Linked DNA regions of Homo sapiens: regions 1, 3, 4, 5 and 6 are each linked to region 2. The links are chromatin loops, found by intact Hi-C in ENCODE. Cell type or tissue: mammary epithelial cell. All regions are shown on one strand.

Region 1 (4,000 bases), 86 kb before region 2:
TTTTGGAGGATGCTGCTCTCTTTCTCCTTCCTTTTCATGTCCAACACGAGGATCCATATTATTCCACAGAGAAAACTTAAACCCTAGTGGGAGACCCTTCTCCTGCCTTACGTTCTAGGAAGACCATTCAGCTATATCAGTGTCCTGTTTTAACTCTGACATTTGTAACTGCCTGAGGGGTTCTCTTGCCCATTGGATAAAGAAAGACCATGGCATTGTAGTGGAGAAAGAGTTTAAGAGACATAGACTAGCCATGCCACATGAGAGACGGAGTTTTGTACTCAAGTCATCTCGTGCATAGGTTAGGGGTTTTTCAAAGGTGGTTTGAAGGAAAGGGTGAGGGTGGCCAGGTAACAGGTGCTTGTTGCTGATTGGTTGGGGGTGGAGAGGAAATCATAGAGGGTTAAAACTGTCCTCTTGTGGGCCAAATTGCTTCTGGGTGGGGACAACAGAAGCTTATCCCGGTGGAGCCATGGGTGTCAGACATGCAAAAAACCTGGAAAGGTATCCCAAAAGGCCAATCTACAGCAGTGTTGTTATTTGCAGGAGTAATTGGGGAAGCTGCATATGTTGTAATCTCTGGAATAATGTCTGCACCTTAACAGGATTCAGACTCCTTTCCTGCGCACAGCCTGATGGCCTCCCATTAGCTTTACAAAAGTGGTTGAGTTTTAGGCAAGGCCTGTTATCATTTTAAACTATAGCCTAAGTACCTTTCAGAGTTAGCTTGGCCCAGTAGCCCAGGAATAACTAAGGGAAAGGCTAGATGGGGTTTGGGTTAGTTTAGCTTAGCTTAGTGTTACAATCTTCTCACTGATAGAACTTTTGCAAAGGTGGTTTCACATTCATCATCTGAGAGTGTCTGTCTTAGTTAGTTTGGACTTCTATAATGGAATACCATAGACTAGGTGGCTTAATGCAAACATTTCTCATAGTTCTAGAGGGCGGAAAGTCCAAGAGCAAGGCACTGGCAGGTCCAGTGTCTGGTGAGGGCCACTTTCTGGTTTGCAGATGACCTTCTCATTGTATCCTTACATGGTGGAGGGCAGAGAGAGAGAGAGAGAGAGAGATGAAACAGTCTTTTTTTTTTTTTTTTTTTCCCTTGAGATGGACTTTTGCTCTTGTCACCCAGGCTGGAGTGCAGTGGCACAGTCTTGGCTCACCACAACCTCCACCTCCTGGGTTCAAGCAATTCTTCTGCCTCAGGCTCCCGAGTAGCTGGGATTACAGGCGTGTATCACCATGCTTGCCTAATTTTGTATTTTTAGTAAAGATGGGGTTTCTCCATGTTGGTCAAGCTGGTCTTGACCTCCTGACTTCAGGTGATCTGCCTGCCTCCGCCTCCCAAAGTGCTGGGATTACAGGCATAAGCCACCACGCCTAGTGGAAACAAACTCTTTTGTATCTTTTTATAAGGGCACTAATCCCATTTGTGAGAGCTCCACTCTTATGACCTGATTACCTCCCAGAGTTGCTACCTCCTAATACCATAACATTGGGGGTTAGGAATACAACATAAGAACTTTGGAGTGGGACTCATTCAGTCCACAACAGACAGTATCATCTCATATACTGAAAGAAGCCTCTGAGGGAAGAGTAAGACTGCCAGGGAGCGTATTTAAATCCATAGCTTGTCTCCAGGGACTGTTGTAAACTAATTCAATTGGCACATGTTTGAAAAAAAATGTTAGCACTCAATGCTGATGAGTTTCTGTTGAAAATGATACATTTGCTATCTCTGCTAGTAGTGAAAATTGGTAAAATGTCTTGGGAGAAAAATGCAGTGTTAAAGCAAACTAAATACGGCCTGAGAAGGACTCCATAGTCTTATATCTGAGTGCTTGTAGATGAACTGTAACCTAGCTTAATAGTCAGACAAGATTGAAAACCTAACTTAAGAGTATGCACTTGTAACAATCACTGAGTCTTTGCCAATCCCAGCAGCCATACTTCAGCCACTCAAAGACTGCTGAGTGTTCAAACTGTGTTCAAATAAGGCAAGTGCCAACCTGTAACCAATCCAGCTGTTTCTGTACTTCACTGCTGATTTCTGTATGTTATACATTTCCCTTTTTTTTGCCTATAAATCTTCTTCCTCCACGTGGCTGTGGTGGAGTCTCTGTGAATCTACTGTGACTCTGGGGGCTGCCCAATTCATGAATTGTTCATTCCTCAATTAAACTCCTTTAAAATTAATTTGACTGATGTTTTTCTTTTATCAGTAGTAATATTATGGTAGCAACAGCCATGAAGATGCATGCATCCTTCAGCGTGCTCCTGGCCTTTAGTTCTATTTACCTGCCCTCTAGAGGAAGGAAAGGAATCTGCCCTAAGGAAGAAATTCCCCAGTGTGAGTTACACAGGCTCACACAGGATGCAAATGGCATCCCCTATAGTTGTAGGCTGCTACAGTCTGGACAGCAGGGACTTTATCTTATTTACTACTAGATCCTTGGGGGCCTAGAATTGCATCTGGCACACAGCAAGAGCTCAATAAATGCTTCCTGACTCACTGTGACATGCTCAAGTGGTATGCCAAAACATGTGTCCATGGTCCAGAAATTGAAAATGATCATCATGAGATAATGTATGAATTCATTCAGGCTGGAACTTTAACCAGGAAAAAAAAAAAGCAAGACTTAAATATCGCTTCTGTGTAATTACAACCATGCAAAATTGTATATGATTATGAAAACAGGGCCTGAAAGAGAATGGGCAAAAATGAAAATAATTTTGTTAGCGTGCCGAGATTATGGGCCATTGCTTTTTAATGTTAAATATTTCCAAAATAAAGTGAAGTCAAATATTTTTTGACCACACGTTTTAGGTTGATTTAAGAAAAACAAGGCAAGGCATTATTAGTAGTAGAATTCGATTAAATAACTACTTTATTTCACAGCTTCATTCTCCCTTGGAGTTAACAAATGTTCTTCAAGCATCTGTAATCCATACTTTGTCGCATCAGTCCCAAGGCAATCGATAAACTCAAAAGCAAAAGGACTGCCAAGATGGGAACTGAGAAGAGAACTTTTGTTTTCAGTATCTACTGTGAGAATGCATGCAAATGAGCGATAAAGAACCACAAAGAAAAAACAAGCCCTGAGTTGTGGAGGGGTTAAATTCACTATCTGACTGTTGTGAGTCAGGAAGTATTTATTGAGCTCCTGCTGTGTGCCAGATAGAAAATCCACAATGAACTGAGGATGCAGTGAGGGTGCAGTGAGGGTTCACTGGGGTCCACAGTTTTCTAAAGCAGGTCTGGCTTTGCCAGTGAATAGTCTAATTTGCCAGCTTTGCCAGTGAATATTCTAATTTGCTAGCCTCTATTCCTTCACACTGCAAGGATGGAGGAACTCTTAATTGTGGAGCAGAACCTGAAATGAAGCTTTCTGGGTTCAGTTTCCCATTCCACAGGGAACTCTGAGTCCTTGGAGGAAGATGCATGTTTTTCCATGTCTAATTTTCTCAATCTGTGGTTGGCCAGTGTTGTTTCTTGCCACTGATCACAATGCGAGGCTGTGTTCAGCAGAGGTTCGCAAAGTTTAGCAGGCATCAGAGCAGCTGGAGAGCTTGCCGACAGACTCAGAAGTGCTGCTGATTCAGTGGGTCTGAGTGGGGTCCACAAATGTGATTTCTAACCAGCCTCCAGGTGATGCTGCTGCTGCCGTTTGGGGGACTACATGGAGTCGCACTGGTGTACAGCTTTCCCAGGTGGTCCTCCCATGGTGCTCTGGAGGGGCTTCTGATGAGGATTTGCTTCCCTCCCCATGACCAGGTCACAGTTACTCCCTAACTGAAGTGAACCCCATTGATTTCTTGACAGACAGCTGAACAGAGTACAAAGAACAGGAGTTTTAGAATTAGGTCCAGGGACAGATCTCTACTCGGGACTTTTGTCTGTGACTGTGGAACCCTAACTACTCTGAGCTTTGTTTCGTTGTGTACAATGGGGCTAATGTTGTCCATTTTAGAGGTGTTTTATGAACAAGGTTGGGAAAAT
Region 2 (4,000 bases):
CGCCTAACTTGTTCATTGTTGCTCATATTCACAATACCTAGCTCATGTCTGGATCACAGTCAATACATATTTTAAAGTAAATGAATAAATGAATGAGTGAGTGAATGGATAAGTAAATGCAGCTTCTTGGCACTTAAGCATACAAATCTTCACCAGCATGCGCCTCACACTAGTGGACAGGCAGAACGATTTTCTATTCTATATGGAGGTTCTCTGTGAAGATTTCTATGCATGTACTTTGCCTCTGCAACCTCTTAGTGGAAGAACAGGTTTTTGATATGCAGCCAGCAACCCTGACAGAATCAAGTCACTTTCTTTAAGAAGATTAATGAACAGGGACTTAAGAGAAGGCACGGGTGAACTGGTTGCTAACAAGTAAGAACCAGCCATAAGCTCAACCCTATTTTGGGAACAAACCAAACCAGGATCTTTAAGGCTGAGCTTGGCTTGGTTCAACTAATCCTTCTCCTCCTCTTTGTGCCTTGGCTGCTCCCACACCCACCACAGCCTTTCTCACTCATCTCTGTTGAGTTATGAATCACATCCCTGTTGCACCTCCACGCTCTCCGTCCTCTGTTGGGTCTGGCATTTTCCTCACTTTGCTGTCCTATGAGGACAGAGAACACTGGAGGTGGAGGGAGAGTCTTAGGTAAATATATCATTTCAAGTCTTTCAGGGAGAAGGAAGCTCTGAGTGGGCCTTGTGATTCATGGTAAAGGGAAGATGTGGAGCAGGGAACTGGGCTGGGCTGGATGAGGATCAGAGGCGAAGAAAGGGAGGTTGGGCCATCTTACGGGGATGGGTGGGAAAGGTGAACCACCAGATCCAGACAAGGAGTGGAAGGTTTGAGGCAGGTGGGTGAAGGACTACAGGCAGAATGGAACACAGATAGGTACACTTGACCTCTTCTCCTTGGGCAATTTCCTAGTCAACTTTCAGGATCCAACTTGAACGCCCCTTACTTGGGAAACCTTCTCTGACTTTCTGGTTTTCTCTGCATTAGAAATATCCTGTGGTCACTCGCCCCACCATGTCACTTTTCATCCTAGTCCATCCTTTTTCCACTGCCTTCTCTTTGAGACTGAACACCTCAAAGGGCTGAGACCATGCCTCCTTCACTTGTGTATGCCTAAGCAGGGTCTGGCACACATTTACACTGACCATCTTTTCCTAATGCAAACTTGAGTCACATGGCCTGGCACAGTGTCCACCACATGGTCTGAGCGAGGCACAGAACTTCTGAAATGAGGACCATCTTGGAAAATCTGCACCATATGGTGAAAACGTGCTGAAGACGCCTTGCGTACTAAGAGTCAGTGGAATTTAATAGTATTTGTTTTATTGCCTTTCCCCCCCACATTCCTGGGTTTCTGTCTTCCCTAATATGAAGATGCATTTTGCTGAAATGATTCATTTTGCAAAATTCCTGCAGGCCAAACAAGAAGTGGCATGCACTTAGGTTTCAAACAGAGACACATGACATGGGAATCTGGGGCTTCAATTCTAGTTTAGTTTATAAAATGTTCAGCTGGTTGTTTCAAACCTCTGTTTCTACTCATGACCTCAGACAGAAAAGTGAGGTGTGCCAACAGACCCAGCCTGCAATGATTGAGCCCCTGCTGTATGCCAGACCCTTTTGCTTACATTATTCCATTTAGAATCATCCCAGGAGACAGGCAGGTACTCACCACATATTTTAAACAGAGAGGAGACTTCTCTGCTCCTTGAGGAGCAGAAGTGATTTATGTGCCTCATTTTGAGGCTAACCACCTACATCACAATCTAGACAGTAAAAACTGAAATGAGCGCTTGTCTTTTTGAGAATCTGGGGACAACAGCCGCTCTTGTTACCTTTGTAGATGGGCAAGAGTCCCTCCTCTGGGACACTGGAGGGCAGTGTCGTACAGTGAATTGAGTCTGGGATTTGGAATGAGGGAATTTGGGTGTGGGTTTGAAAGCTGTGTGGCCTTGAGCAAGTTAGGCAGCCTCTCTGAGTCTTAATTTCCTTGTCTCCAAATGAGAATAGTCATTGTAAGACCCACTTTACTGCGTCTTACAATGTTGTGAGGATCAGGTGGGCAGTGGACAGTGGGCGTGGGAAATGCTTTGTAAGCTGTGAAGAGCTAAACACCTAATATCATTATAAATGCACAATTTGGGGGCAAGGGCTCCTAGATCCTACCCGAGTAAAAATATTTCCTTCAAAACTCGTACCTTAATGCTGAACTTTGAGCCTGGAGTTCTATCTTTGAGTTCAAGGAGGCCACTGCTCAAGTAAGCTTGCATTCCCTGAGATGCAGGTGGGGAGGGGTAGCCCAGGATTAATGAGGGGTCCATTTATCAATTTCATCTTGTCTCAGAAAAGGGAAGCAGGTTGTTCAGTGTCCAGGACAGGTGCATTTGGCTGGGGAAGAGGAATGTGCCCAACCTGGGTGTTTCTGGAGGCCAGAAGAACACAAAGGCCCTGGGGACTCTCTAGGTTTGGAGCCTGTGCTTTCCTGGAGAAAGAAGAGCACAAGTCAAAAGTGATGTTGGGTTGGAGGGTGAGTACTGAAGATCCAAGAATCTTGGACTCTCAAGGCAAGGAGGGGCCTTCATCCCCATAGTTTCCTTGTCTTTGGTCGTTCCTGAATTTTGCCACATCTGCATTCTCCTTCTATTGTCTTTTTACTTGATGAATTTCTTTACCTCAATTTCCCCATGTAAGAAGCTTCAGCCTCATCTGAATCAAGCATATTTGTGAGATCTCCATACAACTATTAAAATAAAACATATTCATTTACCACCTAAAAATCACCCTACGACCACTAGTTGTCCGTGCATTAACTTTGTTGGGAACTTGTGTTCCTGATCAAACACCCATCTGGAGACGAAGTGTGCTCTGCTGCCCCTTCAACAAGTACTCACCCTGCCTCCGTTTGCACATCTGTAATGATGGGAAACTCAGTTCTTCTCTTGAGGTGACTCTGCCAGAAAGTTCTTCTGTAGGTTGTGCCTGAATTTTCTTACCTGTAATTCTACCCATTGGTTCTAACTCTTGGATCCCATAAAGGGTGTCTATTTTCACTTCCCAAGATGGGAAATCTGAAGCTGGCTCTTACGTACGCTACCTCCCAGCCAGGCTGGACACCTCCACTCCCATCTAGCATTCCTCTACTGACAGGCTTTCAAGTGTCCTTGATGTCTTTTGTCACTGTCCTCTAAAAGGCTCAGTTTTGGGGTCATCTCTTAAAAGATAACTTCCAGCATGGAACACAATCATCTAGGTGTGGTCTGGACAAGTAAGGGTGAATGGCACTGTCCCATCCCTCATTCTAGATACACTACTACCATTAATACAGCTTAAGTAACACTCTCTTCTTAATGCATCTGCCAGCAGTCAGTGGGTTTGGTGCAGAATAACTACTCCTGCATCAGTGTTGATACCTTGCCATGACCATTGGGGTGGTCATACTCTTACCTGACCACCCCAGTGCCAGTAGAAGGCACGTGTGGGGGAACTGAGTGTCATCTGGAGCAGCATTCTTTAAATCTTTTTCATTATACAAACATCTCAGTAAAAATACATTGAGCACGCATCTCTAATATGTATATATTTATTATAAATTGTATAATGGACTAATACATGTAGTGCATGCAAAAAATAGGAATTTAAAAGTATGAAATAAATCAGAAGTAAAAATCCTAATAATTTCACCCTCTCCTTGTTGGATTGTCTTACGTACCACCTGCGAATGTTTCCCCCCAGGGTCCAGAACACTCAGTGCCCTCCTGCTAAACAAAGCAAATCTCTGTATGAAAGGACAGAACCTCTAGTTGTGGTGACCCCAGCACCAGGGTCTAATTCACTGTTTTTCAAACTTCCCGAATAATGCCAGCAACACCCTTGGATATGCACCTGGAAGAATCAGAGTGAACGAAAAGGGAGTCAACCCCATTCAACCGTGTGTATTGTGCTTTGTCAACACACACCATTTTTCCTCTTCCTCGTGGCTGCCCC
Region 3 (4,000 bases), 250 kb after region 2:
GCTTTTTAGCACCCCTCACCCCTTAGGTGGCACAGAAAGGCTTCAGGGAGCTGAAGTTGGGTATTTCCCTTCCCGCAGGTAGCTTAGGCTCTGATAAAATATAGTTTGTCCTAAGGTCACGCTTTGCTAAGAAGAACAGAATGTTCTGGCGTATTTCAGAATGATGCCTTTCTTCTTCCCCTGTCAGAAGTGCAAGATTTTCTCCAATTTTTACCATGTGGACCCGGTTGAACTCCTGGAGATAACACTCATAAAAGTGTGGAGGCCAGTCCCTCTGACTGAATCTCCCCACAGTTTTTAATTCTCAGAGTTGTCCTCTGAGTTGTCCTGAGCCTCCTGCAAGTTGTTAATTACAGTTCAAGTTTCCCTACTCTGGCACTAGTTTCCAAGGAGATTTCTTCTTGTGGGTTTCTACTTTGGTAAGTTATGATTCCCTGTATCTACCTACCTGTCTTCCAAATTTGGGGAACAGCATTTTGCTGTGTGACCTCACTTTTCTGACGAATAAGAAGAATTGTTGATTATTCTGTTTGTTCAGCTTTTTACTTATTGGGACAGAGTGGCCACTTCTAAGCTCCTTATATGCTGGGCCACAAAGTGGCAAGACCCATTTACCTAGAGCTGGTGCCCTTTCCTCTGTGCCACAACTGGTTTTCAAAGGGAAGACTATGAATTTCATAGGGAGGCTAAGACCAACTGCCACATCTTGTATTGTCATTCATCACATGTGGGCTAATAGCAACCTTACTTCATAGCTTTGAATTACTACCCAGCAACAATGCTGTCATCTGTCCTCTCATGAACTCTTGCCTAATTTAAGTAAAACTTGGAACCATGCTAAGGTTAACTCGTAACAGGATGATAGGATGATACAGATGCAATTTTATTGACCTTAAACAAAAAAAGTATGTGTGTATGTGTGTAAGCCTGTGTGTGTGTATATATATAGTGTGCTATATATATAGATAGTGTGCTCTGTATATATATATATATAGATAATGTGCTACATATATAGTATACTATATATATAGTGTGATGTAGATATATATACACACACACATATATATATATATAGTGTGCTTAGGATGACAAAGGAGCTATGTCTGATTCTTTATCACCTTTCATGGCTCAGTGACTAGCGCAAGCTTAGTATAGTTCTTAAGGTTGTGAATATTCTTAATTCTTCTGTCATAAAAGTACATTTTGATTTACCCAATACATTTACATATGGAATTCTTTGTGCATACTCTCACTTTACAAACATATATTGTGTCAAAAGCATATTTGTTTTAGGGAGGCCCAGGGAGAATCATAACTAAGAAGAAAATGTGGGTACTATGGGAATATGTATTAGGATGCAGATTCCAAATTGACAAGCAAATGTTAGGACCTGCAAGGGGAGGAAAGCATGATCATTACCAAGAACAGGCATTTATTTTTTATGTATTTATACATTTTGGAAAAGATAATGATGGTGGATCGACCAAGTGGTATTTATTTTTTAATCAAACACCTAAATGAAATTGTCTGGGATAATGCAAAATAATTGAGTATAAAAGAAAAGATATTCAGAGGCCCAGGAGACATAATTCTGCAGGCTCACCCCCAAATCTATTTTTAGTAATTTAAGAAGGATATGATAATGCAGGCCATACTTCCTGAGTATACACTAAGGGTGTGACATCACGAGAAACACTGGAAGGAGTATCAAAGGGCTAAACAAGGTGACAAACTCTCAGCTTCCACCGAATTCTGAGAGAAGACATTGACAGAGGTATGTATGGTACAAGGGATTGAGAATGGAGTCATCCGAGACCCCAACTGAAAATGTCAATGCCTTCTCTTTTGTTTTGGTCACAAGTTATTTTATCCTGGTGATGAAGAAGGAGAAGGAAGGCAGCTCCTAGGAGGCCAGGAAAGGAAGGGGCTCAGGTTCCTAGAGGGTTTTAGAGACTGCTCCTCCAATTCAGTGTGTCCCTCAAAATGATATTGTAACCACTAGTGAATGCTGCTGGCCTCCTTGACAGGTGGGTTTGTTAGCATGTAATTCTTCGCATAGACAAAATTCTGAGCTCTCCTCAAACTCCAGGTTTGCTTTAAGCTCAAGCTTATTTCTTTTTCCAGTTGGGCTTTCAGGCCTTTCAGGCCAGGTAGATTGCCTTTAACTTGCTCAACTGCACCCCCACCTGTTCCATATATTTAAAAACATGCTCCAACTTACACAATTGAACAGCTTATTTTCTTTGGGAAGAAAATATTTTTGTTGTAGTTTCAGTTTGTGGCCTGTGACGTTTATTGGCAAGACAATGTTTGATACAATTAACAGTTTTAAAACTACCATTTTAAAATGAATTTCATTTTAAGCTCTTCCCTTTCCAATTTTTTTTTTTTTTTGGAAGTTCAAGAGTATTTCTGAAGAAATTAAGATGGATACCAACTTTACAACATCTGGGCTAATTCAATATTCTTTATTTGCCTTTTAAATTTGAAGTTAGACGCATATGAACAAAAAGGGGCATGATTTCCAGCCATGCCTTCATGTGCTGATTTTACTATACATTGTCACAGACTGTGGAACACAGGAGGTAATAAGAGGGTTAGGTGCAGAGTGTATTCATTCTATACGTAAATTGCCCCACACCAGAAACCCAAACTTCCATCCCAGAATGCACTTGGGTACACAGAAGCTTCAAAGAGAAATATTTCCCTGGAGGGAATTGGTAAAATTGGAGTTGGGTGAACCTCAAAGCATCTCGATTCACAAACGTTGCTTATGTTTGGATTTGGAATTGAATTTGGCTCCAGCAGTTGGCATCTCTACACTGTGCTGTGAACTACCCAGTCACAGAGAAGGGGGGAGGAAGAGGAGGAGAGGAAGACTGAATTGAGGAGTAGAATTTCTAAAAACACACAATAGCGCAGTGTTGATGCAATTAAGAAAATTAGAAAATGGGGTTTAAATTGAAAAAGTCCGTCTTTATCTTTTGCTTCCTTTGTGATATCCTTTCAGTTCCATATCCTCTGTCTTCTTTGATCTCATGTGCCCTCCATTTTTCCTTCCTTTGCTTTTTCTTGTGAGATTTCTATTGAAGCCCGTTCCTCCCTTTTTTCAAGAGTTTGCCTCAAGGGCTTGAGTTTGAATTTCAGGGCTTAAAAAGGCCTGGCAGGTTACAAAACAGTATGTTCCATATGAGCTAAATGTTGGGAAGGGAAACTATGCATTTATTTATGTGTATGTATGTGTGTGCATAGATAAGAGATTAGAAGGGTACTTACACAACTTTAACAATGTTTTTTCCTGGATCATAAATGCTTTCACATTCTTCTTTTTCTTATATTCTTTGTAATGTAATGTATTGCTTCACTTTTCTGGAAAGAACACTTACACTATAATAAGTGCAATATATAAAAAAGCTGGTAATTTGGCATGGTTTTCTTACCAATTTTTAGAACCTTATATTATTTCCTGTCTTCTTTTATTTAATTTTTATTACCAGTTTTTAGTTTTACTAAAATTCTGATTGTGCGCCTATTGCGCTTCAATTATGAAAAGATGTTTTGCTGCTTCATTAAAAAATTGTTTTATTTTTAAATTAAAATTGTTTGAATATGTGCGATTAAGCAGGTATAACCACACTTTAGAGAGTGGATGAATTTCTGATATGCTGCGTGTAGGTAAGGTTTAACAAATATGTAGGGCTTTAGGGAAATATGCTCTTCTTGCAAAACAATGAAAAATACTTCCTTTGGAAATAAAGAAAATAATTTTTTCACATAAAACTTTCCTTCTTTAAAGTTTTGGATATTAATTTTTCATTATTAAGCAGGTAATGATATGGCTTAATAAAATAAAATGATTAGAAAGAGCTTAAATATGTATAGATCACATATAATTTAGCAGAAAAAGTGAATTATTAGGTATCTGTGCACACATGTGTGCATATATATATATATATATAAACAAAGGGATTAAAAATGGCTCTTAAATACTACAAAAAAG
Region 4 (4,000 bases), 140 kb before region 2:
GTGTAGAAAAGGGAAGCTCAGTGGGCTTAGGAATGTAATGGAATTTAGAGATCATCTGGTTAAGCACCTTCACTGTTCACATGGGAAGCAAAGCTTCCGAGGGAGACTTGATCCAGGTTCCATATTGAGTTAGTGGTAAAGCTGGACCTCCAGCCCTAAGTGCTGACATATCTTAGCCCAGCTGTAGGAGGGAGAAAAGCAGAAACAGGAAGGAGATAGCTTAGTCCAACTAGGGGAAGTGGTGGGGGCGGCGTGGCGGGGGGGCGCCACACAGGCACGGAAGCAAACAGCATTGCCGCCCACTCGGCCCCCGGCAGCTCACTCTTCCTTTCTCCAGATTCCTGCGGACTTCTTTCTTCAGCAGCATCAAAGAAGTCCAAAAAGGAAAACTAAACAATCCAAATTACAGGATAGAGAAAAAGACCCATTTCCATGTAAATGTTAACCATTCTGCAGCAAAACAAACAGTGGAAATAATGAGGCTTTGGTTTGGATCTGCAATGTGGAAGATGGACCTTGCTTATAAATAGTCTTTAAACCAACAAGTAGAGCCGCAGTAATTCTGTCTTGGAGGGTAGAGGGATGGGGACTGAACACATCACCCTAAAGCAGCTATTCAAAAAGTGTTTCAGGTCCCCTCGCAGTAATTAATAATAATAATAAATTTCAGGCAACAAAACAAACAAAAGGAAACAACAAAAAGCAGGGTTGGATCATTAAAACAAAAAAGCTGGGTACTCCAAAGACTTCTCACAGCGGCCAAGTTATGGAAATGAGATTTGAAACTGTGCCCCTCCAGGATCTTGTCCACTTGTACAGCATAAATCCTTAAATCAGCCTGCCCACCGTAGACTGGATGCCCTTTGAGAGTGCAGCATCCTGGAATGCTGTCTTCTGAAAAACAAATAAAAGATACACAGTTGAACCATATGAAAGTGCCAATATTTGACTATTCTGACTTACCAAAAATAAATAAGTAAAAGCAGCACGTTGAAGGGATTCAATGTAATTTACGCAGGCCCTCAAAAAGACAGTGTCTTTATCACTGTAAAGTCATTGGACAAGCCCCCTCCAGGCCAAATATCAGCAGACAGGCACAAGAGTCACCTGGGTGATTGCCTTAGAAGCCCAGTAGTACTCCAGAGCAAGGTGCACCTCCTCCCTGTGTTGGGATACCTGGGATGTCTTTTACACAGGCACATTCCTGAGTGACTCACCCCACTCCAGTCCTGAATCGGCATTTCTGGAGTGGGCCTGGGAACCTGCATATTAAACAATCACCCAGGTGACTCTTGTGCCTGTCTGCTGATACTTGGCCTGGAGGGGGCTTGTCCAATGACTACAGTGATAAAGACCCTGTCTTTTTGAGGGCCTGCGTAAATTACATTGAATCCCTTCAATGTGCTGCTTTTACTTATTTTTGGTAAGTCAGAATGGTCAAATATTGGCAATTTCATATGGTTCAACTGTGTATCTTTTATTTGTTTTTCTTTAAATTTCAACTGAGCTCTGGAAAATAAGTTTTCTAGATCTTTGATTGGACACATTTGGGGTTAAGAGATTTTTCCAGGTGCGAACATCAACTGACAAGTTTAGGAGCTATTTCAGGGAATACCTTTGAATTCTTCTTTCCATTTGGAGCCAGGAAGTTCAAAGAAACATTTATGGCGTAGCAGGTCTTCAGGTTTTAAAGGTAATTGTATTGTTATTTATGTTTTTAGATCCAACCTCTTTTTAGGATCATTACAAACACCGTGAGAGGGGTTTCTCCCCACATTGCAGAAAAGGATTTGAGTAAGGTAGGCATGTTTGACCTCTTCTGGAATAAGGTAAGGGGATCAGTCAACCAAGACAAAACTCTCAGTGGTGAATTGGTAGGGCCAGGATCCCATACATAGCAAATGGGAAAATTAGACTGTGAACTTAAGTCTTTGGAAATAACCTGGTGCTGTAAAAAAGAGTATAAATGAAATCGAATTTTGGCCTAAATTAGAGCTGCCACTTAGTAGTTAGTTGCATGATCTTGGTCAAATGCAGCAACCTCCTCCAGTTCTGTGTCTTGCAGAGGTGGGCTGGGGGTACTGTTCTTGGGGGAGCTGAGTGAGACCCTCAGTGCCACGCATGTCCATAAAAGGTGCTCAGTAGTTTATTACTAGTGAATTTTAGCCTGGAGGTTTTTCCAAAGATGCACAGCAGCCTCTTGAGTAAGAAAAGAAGAAAAGCTGCAACCCTTCCCTCTGCCCCTAATCCCTTCACACATAAAACTGCCCTGGGGCATTTACCCTCCAAGGGATAATTCCTGGTTGAAAGTAAAGCTGGCACAGCTACTGTGGGCACCAGCAGGTGCCAGTACAGGCTAAGCTTTCAGAAGGGTTGCCTGGCCTGACTTTATCATTTTTTCTGTCTCTCAGTGTGACTCATGAAAGCCCAGACTTCCTTTCCTTTCATCCAGAGTGATTTCTGTCTCATAGCCTTTTGTTTGTTTGTTTACATAATATGTCCACATAACAATCTCATAGCCTTTCTTGCTTGCTATTCTGAACCTGGGAAAAAATGCTCAGGGTTTGCACTGTCAAATATCAAGGAAGAAGAAAGATCTCTTATTTTGGAGATCTTCGTAACAAAACTAGTAAACAGCAGTGGCTACTTTTGGGCAGCACTTCACAGTTGGCAAAGTACTTTTGGATTCATCAGTTCACTGAATATTTTGCGAAGCCCTGGCAAGACTGTGTGATGGCTAAGGGCTGGGCTCTGAGGTCTGCAGATTGCCTTCAAATTCCCATCTTCACCTCTTCCCAACTGAATCATCTTGGGCAAGTATTATAATTTGCCATCACTGAACATCATAGATTTAAGTGGAAAGTACTAAAATAGTAGCAATAAGAGCTTAATAATTGTTAGCTATTATTTCTGTCATTCCCATTTAACCAAGTGACTTTGTTTTTCCAGAATATCTGACCTCAACCTAACAGGTCAAACTTCACTTTCTTCACTTTTACACCCTCTTCCTTTCCTCACAGTCCCCTGCCTCCACTCCTCCTCTGCCTCCCTTCCCCATCACAGCCTATACTAAACTTTCCTGTGGGGTGCAGGCTGTCCTTTGTCCTGAGTACGCCACACTTGGTGAATACCTCCCCATCCTTCAAGTAGACTGACTTATTCCCATGCTCCTGGTTTGCTTTCTGTACACCTTGGCTACAACAACTATGTAGAGTGAGCTGGTCTCTTTCCCCATCTGTCGTCTTATTAGACTGAGTGCTTTCTGAGAATAGGAACCAGATCTCCTTGCTTGTGGAATCTGCCCCAAAATCTATGGGATACCAAATAAGTGTTGGTTTGAATGAACAAATGCTGTAGAATGTATAACAGCAGTTAAAATGATCTTAGGTAAGCACTGGAGTCATGGAACCCAGAGCTTGTGAGCCAGTCCTGGAACCCAAACTCTCCTGCTCCCAGTCCCCATGCTTCCTAGGCATCCTCCATGCTGCCTCTGGGTGTGGCCATCGGACATTGCTGAGTAATTTTTCTTAAGCTGGACGCAGAAAGATAAAAACTAATGATATGAAAGCACTAGACTTCATATTTACAGGCCCAATAGAAGTTTCCAATGACATCAAGCAGCCAGTGTGCAAGGCCTGCTTTTAATGTATCAGAAAAGACAAAATTACAGGATGACCGCCTTTGATGTCCCATCTGTTTCGTCTTTCTGAATAAAAGGGAAACTCTGGCTCCAGGCTGATTTTCAATTGCAAAAATAGACTAAATTCCAACCCTTAAATTATCAAAAGTGCCACATACTTGACAAGCAGCTAAGCAGAGTACAGAAACTACCAAGTTAGTAATTAAACAGAGCTTAAGTCAAATTAACAGAGACAGACATTCTTGTCTGGCGGTCAGAACAGAGGCCTGGGGAGCCCAGGATCTGGCCCTGGTTCCTGCTTGTGTCAGAGTCAAGTTTTGATGTGCAGCTGCAATTGCCAAGAAGAGACCCCCTGGGCTC
Region 5 (4,000 bases), 1.2 Mb after region 2:
ACAGGATATTGCCATGTTGCCCAGGCTGGTCTCAAACTCTTGAGCTCAAGTGAGCCACCTGCTTCGTTCTCCCAAAGTGTTAGGGTTGTAGGCATGAGCCACTGCACCCAACCAGCTTCCTTCTTTCGTATCATGCAGATCTCAACTCAAATTTCTCATACCTGGCTACTAACTAAACAGTCCCACTCCATCCCTGTTTTGTCATATTATCCAGTTTTATTGCCCTAATAGCACTTAACAGTCTCTTTATATTTCTTGTCTCTCCCCGTCCCCACCCAGCCCCACTTTCTTCGTCCTTAGAATGTAAAATCCTTGAGAGCCCAGGCCTTGAACATCCTGTTCACTGTGGGCTCCCCAGTGCTCATAGTAAATATTTGTTGAATGAATGTTGAAAGTCTCCTCCAAGGGGTTGACTCCTTCAAGTGCCTTTGTGACAAAGCCAAAATTCTAATCTGTATGCTTTACGTACCCGTTCTCATGGATCCTCTGTGGTGCCTTTTCGGCTTACCAGTCCTGGCAATGGAAAAGTAAACGTGGCGTACGCCTGACTGCAACAGTCTTTTGTTGGTTTGCTACTGAGCTTCAAGATTAAGGGTTTGGGCTTCGGATACAAGAGGACTCGTCTTGGTCCTGCCAGTCAGTTCTGTGAACCTGTATAGGCGACTGTCCCTCTCAAATCCTCGCATTTGGGCAGGAGATGCTCCCTAAGCATTGATCACCTGCCCAAATGTGAGGATTTGAGTTTAGGATTTAGGTCTCTGCTAAGAGCAATTCATCCTATTTTGCACTCCAAAGCCACTTAGCTGGCATGGCAATGTCTCCATTAATCAACTAGCTAGAGTGCTTGGGGCCAGAAGTGTCCTGGTTAATCTAACTTCCTGGCTACGGATCAATTAACTACGACATCCTTGTTAAAAATATGAAGAGTATATGAATTCATTTTCCAGCTCTAGAAGGCCACTTCACTGAACAAAATTCTCATTCTTAGAAAGTATTATAAGGTGGCATTGTTATTTCCCTCCCAAAATTAAAACTGAGCACACAGGGGCTGAGTCAGAGGGACCCTTTGGGGTTTTCCAGCTGTTAAGCACAGCTGTGTAACTTTAGGCAAGGCATGGCTTTAACCCTCCAGTGTATCCATTGTCTTATGTAGGACATGGGGGAGATATTACTCCACTTCCAGAGAAGTTGCTAGGATGAAAGGACATAACAAATACAAGGTGCTTAGCATAGTGCCCTGCGTGTAACAAGTGCTCAATATTTATTATTATTGTTTGCAATGTCTCTGACCACTGCGATATGACCACCCACCTAATTAAAGGAGGGCAAGTGCTGGGACAGAGCTGTCCTCTGGTTCTGGCCTGCCTCTAACACCCTCTGGGGTCCTGGGCAAGCTCCATCACTTTCTGGCCTCAGTTTTCTCTTGGGCAATATGGGGTAATCTGGTTGATCTCTGATTTTCATGCAGGTGCTGAAAGCCACTGGGCTCTGGGTGCCCTGAGATCTTTTCCTCTGTTGAGCTCGACCCTGAAGGGCCAGGTCCCTCCTCTCCTGGTGAGGCTGGCCCCTTCCAGGGACCTCCCTAGGTGCTGGCTTCCAGCCCAGCCAAACTTGTCAACCAGTATCCCGGTGCAGGAGCTGCACATACTAGCCCCTGTCTAGGAAAAGCTGTCCTGCGACGCCCTCTGGAGGAAGCAGGGCTTCCTTTCCTCTGCCATCACGTGCTCAGTCTGGGCCCCAAGGATTGACCCAGGCCAGGGCTGGAGAAGCAGAAAAAAAGCATCAAGCCTACAAATGCATGCTTACTTGCAGCAGAAATAGACTAATTGCATGGGCGTTTCCCTGGGATCCCTGTCTCCAGGCTTCTCTCATCCATGCCTTTCTAGGCAGCCCACATCAGCCCTTGCTTAAAACTCTCCAAGGTTTCTCATGCCAAGCTCCCTGCAGGACATCCCAGGCCCTCTGGGACAGCAGCTCACGGGCCTCTCCAGCCTCATTTGCCACTGTGACCCATTCTCCAGCACTGATTCATCAATTAGCCCATCACAGGCGTAGCTACAAGATTAGTTTTGAGACTCTCATTCTATATATTTATGTACATCCTCCAAAACTGATAAAACAAGAAAGCCGTCAAGTTGTAATTGATAAATATGTAATTAAATGTCTACAAAATGTAACATGTCAATTGTCTTTGCAACTGGCCTCAACCTTAGGTAGCCATATATAACTCATATTTCCTGTGTGATGTGGGTGAATTTTAATAAGCATGGTATAGTGTGGGGGTGGGGCCTTGGAAAATAACAGTGCCTGGGGCCTCTAAGGTCTAAAGTCGTCCCTGCCCTTCACAACCTCTGCTTTAGCCATCCTGAAACACTGGCTGTTCCTCCCACAGACTCTGCTTTCCCTAGATTCCGGGCCTTTGCACCTGCAGTTCGCCTGTTCTGAATGTCCTCTCTTTCCTCCTCACCCTTCACTCCCTCCCCCTTGCCTGGCTGAGTCCTGTGACAGACATTTCAGGAGCCACTTTGGAAGCTTTTTCTTTTCTTCTTCTTCTTCTTCTTTTATTTTTTTATTTTTTGAGACGGAGTTTCACTCTTGTTGTCCAGGCTAGAGTCTGGTGGCACAGTCTCAGCTCACTGCAACCTCCACCTCCTGGGTTCAAGCGATTCTCCTGCCTCAGCCTCCCGAGGAGCTGGGATTTCAGGCATGCACCACCACGCCCGACTAATTTTGTATTTTTAGTAGAGATGGGGTTTCTCCATGTTGGTCAGGCTGGTCTCAAACTCCTGACCTCAGGTGATCCGCCTGCCTCGGTCTCCCAAAGTGCTGGGATTACAGGCATAAGCCACCACACCTGGCCTTTGGAAGCTTTTTCTAATGTCCAGTGGGACTCCTGCTGTAAGCTCCCTTTCACGCAAGTCTGCAATGAGAATGCAGCAGGAAAGCCTAGTACCAGCATATTTTATCTCCTTGCTTGTTTTTGCACTGGCCCTGACCACCCTGAGGATCAAGGCTGGGTCTGATTCAGCCCTGTATCCTCAGCACTAGGCTCAGTGCCTGGGCCATAGTATCCTCACATTTAATGGGTGGTGGATGGCCAAGGAAATGAGTGATGGATGGATGGGTGGATGGCTGGAAAGCCTCAGCATTAGGGTGTTGGAAAAGAAATTCACCAGAGCACTTTAGTGGTGTGGCTGGTCAGGGCACTGATGTGGCAAGGTTGGAAAAGATGACCTACTGCTCTTTCATTGAGCCCCCTCCTGCTTGCATGCTGCATGTCTACACTGGAACAAAGGCACCAAAGAATCAGCCTCTGGGTAGAATGACATCCCAAGGTTGCAACTGGCAAACCCTAGAATGTGGCTAACTCTAGATATAGGACAATAATCGCAAGTGAAAACACAACAACAAATAAATGGCAAGAGGAAGAAAATAAGCGAGAGAAGAAGCCTTTAGACTAAAAAAGACTAAAGAGACATATTAACCAAACCCCATACGTGGATTTTGCTTGCATCTTGATTGCAACAAACCAACCATTTTTAAAAATTATAATAAAATCAGAGAAATCTAAACAGTGGATGGGATTATACTAATAAATTATTTAATTTTGTAGATGCACGTATGGCATTGTATGTTTTTAATTTTTATCTTTCAGAGCTACCTACTGAAATATTTACAAGTGAAATGATGTGAGATGTGGGATTTGATTCAAAATGATCCTTTATGTATGAAGAGTGGGGCGTGGAGAATGCATGAAGATACAGATAAAATAAACGTGTCTATGGGTTAATACATGCTGTAGCTGGGTACATGGTGGTTTATTATGCTATTCTTTCTAGTTTTGTGTGCATCTGAAATTTTCCATAATAAATACTTTTTAGAAAACTCATGAACCGTTCTGATTCCTGGAGATGCCTTGGTGCGCATGACCATATAATCCTTCTTTGAAGGTGAGGGCTGGAGAAGAAGTCCTGTTGAGGGAGATGGGGAGAGGAGCGGA
Region 6 (4,000 bases), 190 kb after region 2:
ATACACAAAATATTATCACTGCAGCATGTAATTAATATAAAATTGTTAATGAGATGTTGCACATTCACTTTGTTGAATTAAATTCGAGAAATCTGGTGTGTATTTTCCACTTTTGGCAAACCTCAATTCAGACTAGCCACATTTCAGTGTTCGCTAGCCATGTGGCTGCGGGTCTATAGCAGACAGCACAAGTTCAGTGCTTGTAAGATTACGCATTGAAATCGAATAGAATGGAAAATTTCAGACAGCATTGCTCATAGTAAATAATTTTTTCTAGGGACTTAAAATGTGCTTTTGAGCAGGGAGTCATGGTAGAAAAAAAAAAAAACTTGAAAGCTGATGTAGTACAGCACATTGATTCCTTCCAGCACACGTGTCTATGGAGCTGTACTGAAGACGACTGTAATCTTGGCAACATGAAAGAGCTCCCAGGTACACTTCTCTGGCCATGCATTGACCGTTAGGCTCACTACTTCTTGATATCTATTCAAGGCTTAGCTAGTCATCACATAAGACATTAGAGGATTGCTTGAAGGACATATAGCTCACCAATCTGCACATATGCTAAAACCTCCCTGCACCCAGCCAGATAAACAGAGATAGGGCCCTCAACATTAATCAGCTTATTCTTTCTATAATTTGACTTTGCTGTGACACCATCATAATAGGGTTCAAAGTGGTTACAAGAAACAGCATTGTCAGCATGTATATGGACATTCTAATGCATTAATGGGAGGAATGTGCGTTGGTATAACACTTCTGGTGGGCAATTCAGTTACGTGTATCAAAAAATTTCAAAACTTCTGTGTCTTTTGGTCCAGCACTTCCAGGAGTTTATTCTTTCATGTCCAGGAATAAATGGAAGTAATACAGATGGTCCCCAACTTAATGATGGTTCTGCTTAAGAGCCTTGGACTTGACTATGGTGCAGAAGCAATATGCATGGTATAGTAGTAACCATACTTTCAGTACCTACACCATCATTCTGTTTTTCACTTTCAGTATAGTATTCAAGAAGTTACATAAGCTATTCGACACTTTCTAATAAAATAAGTTTTGTGTTAGATAATTTTGCCCAGCTGTAGGCTAATGTAAGTGTTCTGAGCATGTTTAAAATAGGCCAGGCTAAGTTATGATGTTCAGTAGGTTAGTTGGATTAAATGCATTATCAACTTAGGATATTTTCAACTTATGATGGGTTTATGAGGACATAACCCCATTGCCTAAGTCACGGAATTCTTGTATATGTGTGCGTAAAAATTCAGCTACACTAAATGCAATGTGATATGTTTATTTGGATCCTGGAACGGAACAGGGACATTGGTAGAAAAGCTAATGAAATCTGAATAAAGTCTGGAGTATAGTTAATGTTAACATACCAATGTTGGTTTTTCAGTTATGACAAATGTACCATGGTAATATAAGATGTTAACATTAGGGGAACTCTATATTATGGGAACTCTATACTGGCTGCAACTTTTCTGCAAACCTAAAATACTTCTAAAATAAAATGTTTATTAAAAATATTCATCCATAAGGATCTGCAGTGCAGTGTGCCGTAAGAGCAAAAAGTTGGAAACAACCTAAATATCCAACCACTGACGCTTGCTTAAATAATTTTAATTTTATTCATAGAATGGAATAGCAGATAGTCATCCAAATGATGTTTTAGAATTCTATTTGTTAACAAAGATGTTCATAATATGTAAAGTGAAAAAGCAATTTTCAAAATATTATTATTTTATTAAAATGTGTACATAAAGAGAATTGACAGAATGTACTGAGTCATTGGGATTAAAGGAGATTAAATCTGTGTGTGGATGTGTGTACATATGTTTACTAGTTTTTAAATACAGGGCTTATGTTGGTTTTGTAATAAGAATTTTTAAAGTTTGTTTTTTTTTACTTTGCAAAAGTGAAATGGGTGAGTCAGACTGTTCTGACACAGGGCTGACAGTGATGAGTGTAGTCTCACCACAAACTTGAAAATAAGGGACATCAGATTGCACTCTGGGAATTAGGCTCAGAAATCAACATAGAAAGTATTAGTTTTGAGTGGGGCAAAATCTCTTTAAAGAATCAGAATGACTCACGGGCCAGAATTAGTCCTGGCTACAGCCAAACTTGACATTCAGAAATGTAGTTCAGAATGTGTCTGTCAGAACGGAGTTGGTACGGAACAAACTCAGCTAAAGGAGGGTCACAGAGGGTGCCAGTGTCATCTCAGCAGCCTTATGATGACACATCTGGTCAGACTGGCCTCAGTTTCTCTCTCTCTCTGATAAGTCTGTCCTGCAATGAGACAGAAGTGTCATCTGTTATCCCGCCTCTGACCACTAAACATTTTGATCATCCAGTTAATTCTCTGCCACTAATCAGGGTGAGGCCCACGAAAGAGCCTCTGGTTACTTGACTCTCCCTGTAGGCTGCCCACAGCTGGTCAGGCTGACACGAGCACCCATCCCCTTGACAATGAGTTTCCTCATTGCGAACGAGCAGATTTGGCAGCTAATTTGATGAATGTCTCTGTGCGCATTACTAGTGTGAGTCAGTGCTCTGGGCCCAGTCAAATCTGTAGCTCTGACAGGAGGAATTTATGAGCCTGTGAGGGGAAGGGCCAGAACATGGACCCTGTGAATTGCCCATAATAACGGTTCCCTTTGGGTCTTGTCAGGCACCCCCTTGGCCTCTTCTCAAAGATCCAAGCGGCATTTCCCCTGGGATGTAGTGGCTCACTCATTTCGTTTATAATGCTTCTCCCAGCCCAACCATCTGGCATTGGGAAAACCTGCCTAGTCCCCTTGGGTTAGGGCAGCAGAGTCCAGTGAGATGAGTGAGTCCTACAGGAACCTGGTAAAATAACTCAGATAAACATGGGAACCCAACAAACTTCCACCGAGGGTTGAATAGTTCCCAGACATCAAGCTTGGTGGAGATCCTTCATGTTCACTGTTCATGATGGCTCTGTCGTGGCACGAAAAGCATTAGACATGGAGTCATCAGATTTTGTTTCTATGGCTTTGGCCTAATTATCTGGGTGACTCTGCACCAGTCAATGTTTTGACGTCTTGACCATAAAATCAAGGATAGCAATACCTACCACACAGCATTGTTATAAGTTCAGTTGCTATGATGGATAGTACAGCACAATAGAAACTAGAAAGAAATGTACAAATAAAAAGTACAGTCATGTGCCACATAATGATGTTTGGTCAACTGTAGACTGCGTATGTGACAGTGGTCTCACAAGATTATGATGGAGCTGAAAAATTCCTGTCATCGAGTGACAGTATAGCCATCATAATTACTCACATGTTTATGGTGCTTCTGAGGTAAGCAGCGACGTGCTGTACAGGTTTGTATCCCAGGAATAATAGGCTATGCCATATAGCCTAGGTGTGTAGTAGCTTATACCATCTAGATTTGTGTTAAGTGCACTTTATGATGTTTGCACAACCATGAAATCACTTAACGACAATTTCTCAGAACATATCCCTGCTGTTAAGCAACGTGTGACTGACTGTATTGTTATTTCTCTTTTCATGAGTCATAATTCAAATGTGTGTGTGTGAGCAATTTTTTGAAATGCAAACAAATTGGAAAGTTTTATGTCCTGGAAAGTGGAGAGCTGATTTAGTTTCTGATCGGGTATGGAAATACATCAATTACTAAAGAGATAGCAAGCAATTCCTTAGTGTGCATAAAACTTCATAATTGAATATTTAACTTATATTAAGTATCCAATAACTGGGTTTTGTTCTGAATGCTAGCATTGCATCCAGATTCGATTCTACATAGTGTTTTTAAGATGCAGTTTCACCAAAGAGATTCTTTTGCTGCCATAATTCCAAAGCCCTGGTTAAGGCCTCTCCAATCTAGGAGCCCCTGTAATTCTTATGATTTTGTCTGCACTTAGAGACGTGTTGATTCTCTTGTCGGGCCCATGTCCTACATCTTGTATATTATGTTCACTTATGATTGTTCCACGGCCACACAGGGT

The links. Hi-C counts contacts between places; a loop is a spot of excess contacts. Peaks named below come from ENCODE experiments on the same cell type or tissue, not always from the same donor. Only the 100,000 strongest peaks of a DNase experiment are listed, where the experiment ranks them.
Region 1: it touches region 2 in a loop (5-fold over the local background); 3 of 110 quality-filtered maps call a loop at or near these places.
Region 3: a loop joins it to region 2, with 9 times the contacts of the local background. A loop is called at or near these places in 3 of 110 quality-filtered maps.
Region 4: a loop joins it to region 2, with 12 times the contacts of the local background. A loop is called at or near these places in 2 of 110 quality-filtered maps.
Region 5: a loop joins it to region 2, with 13 times the contacts of the local background. A loop is called at or near these places in 3 of 110 quality-filtered maps.
Region 6: it touches region 2 in a loop (3-fold over the local background); 3 of 110 quality-filtered maps call a loop at or near these places.

The regions. Positions count from the first base shown.
Region 1 is chr9:108,755,279-108,759,278 of GRCh38, reverse strand. No RefSeq gene overlaps it. Among named protein-coding and RNA genes, the nearest start is that of ACTL7B, 99 kb to the left of the region's middle. In mammary epithelial cell, a CTCF peak has its summit at 2,305 (motif pointing left); no DNase peak of the experiment used is centred here.
Region 2 is chr9:108,669,288-108,673,287 of GRCh38, reverse strand. No RefSeq gene overlaps it. Among named protein-coding and RNA genes, the nearest start is that of ACTL7B, 180 kb to the left of the region's middle. In mammary epithelial cell, a CTCF peak has its summit at 1,880 (motif pointing right); DNase peaks (open chromatin) are centred at 597, 1,417 and 1,877; H3K27ac peaks cover 2,020 bases.
Region 3 is chr9:108,414,706-108,418,705 of GRCh38, reverse strand. The region is part of intron 1 of LOC105376214 (a long non-coding RNA gene); the gene reads left to right. Among named protein-coding and RNA genes, the nearest start is that of ACTL7B, 440 kb to the left of the region's middle. In mammary epithelial cell, a CTCF peak has its summit at 2,171; a DNase peak (open chromatin) is centred at 2,175.
Region 4 is chr9:108,812,529-108,816,528 of GRCh38, reverse strand. No RefSeq gene overlaps it. Among named protein-coding and RNA genes, the nearest start is that of ACTL7B, 41 kb to the left of the region's middle. In mammary epithelial cell, a CTCF peak has its summit at 2,340 (motif pointing right); a DNase peak (open chromatin) is centred at 2,388.
Region 5 is chr9:107,420,076-107,424,075 of GRCh38, reverse strand. LINC01509 (long intergenic non-protein coding RNA 1509) reads left to right here. Exons shown (of 8, transcript NR_121581.1): 8 at 3,656-3,792. Among named protein-coding and RNA genes, the nearest start is that of LINC01509, 45 kb to the left of the region's middle. In mammary epithelial cell, a CTCF peak has its summit at 1,688 (motif pointing left); a DNase peak (open chromatin) is centred at 1,675.
Region 6 is chr9:108,477,149-108,481,148 of GRCh38, reverse strand. No RefSeq gene overlaps it. Among named protein-coding and RNA genes, the nearest start is that of ACTL7B, 380 kb to the left of the region's middle. In mammary epithelial cell, a CTCF peak has its summit at 2,402; DNase peaks (open chromatin) are centred at 2,018, 2,478 and 3,508; H3K27ac peaks cover 2,197 bases.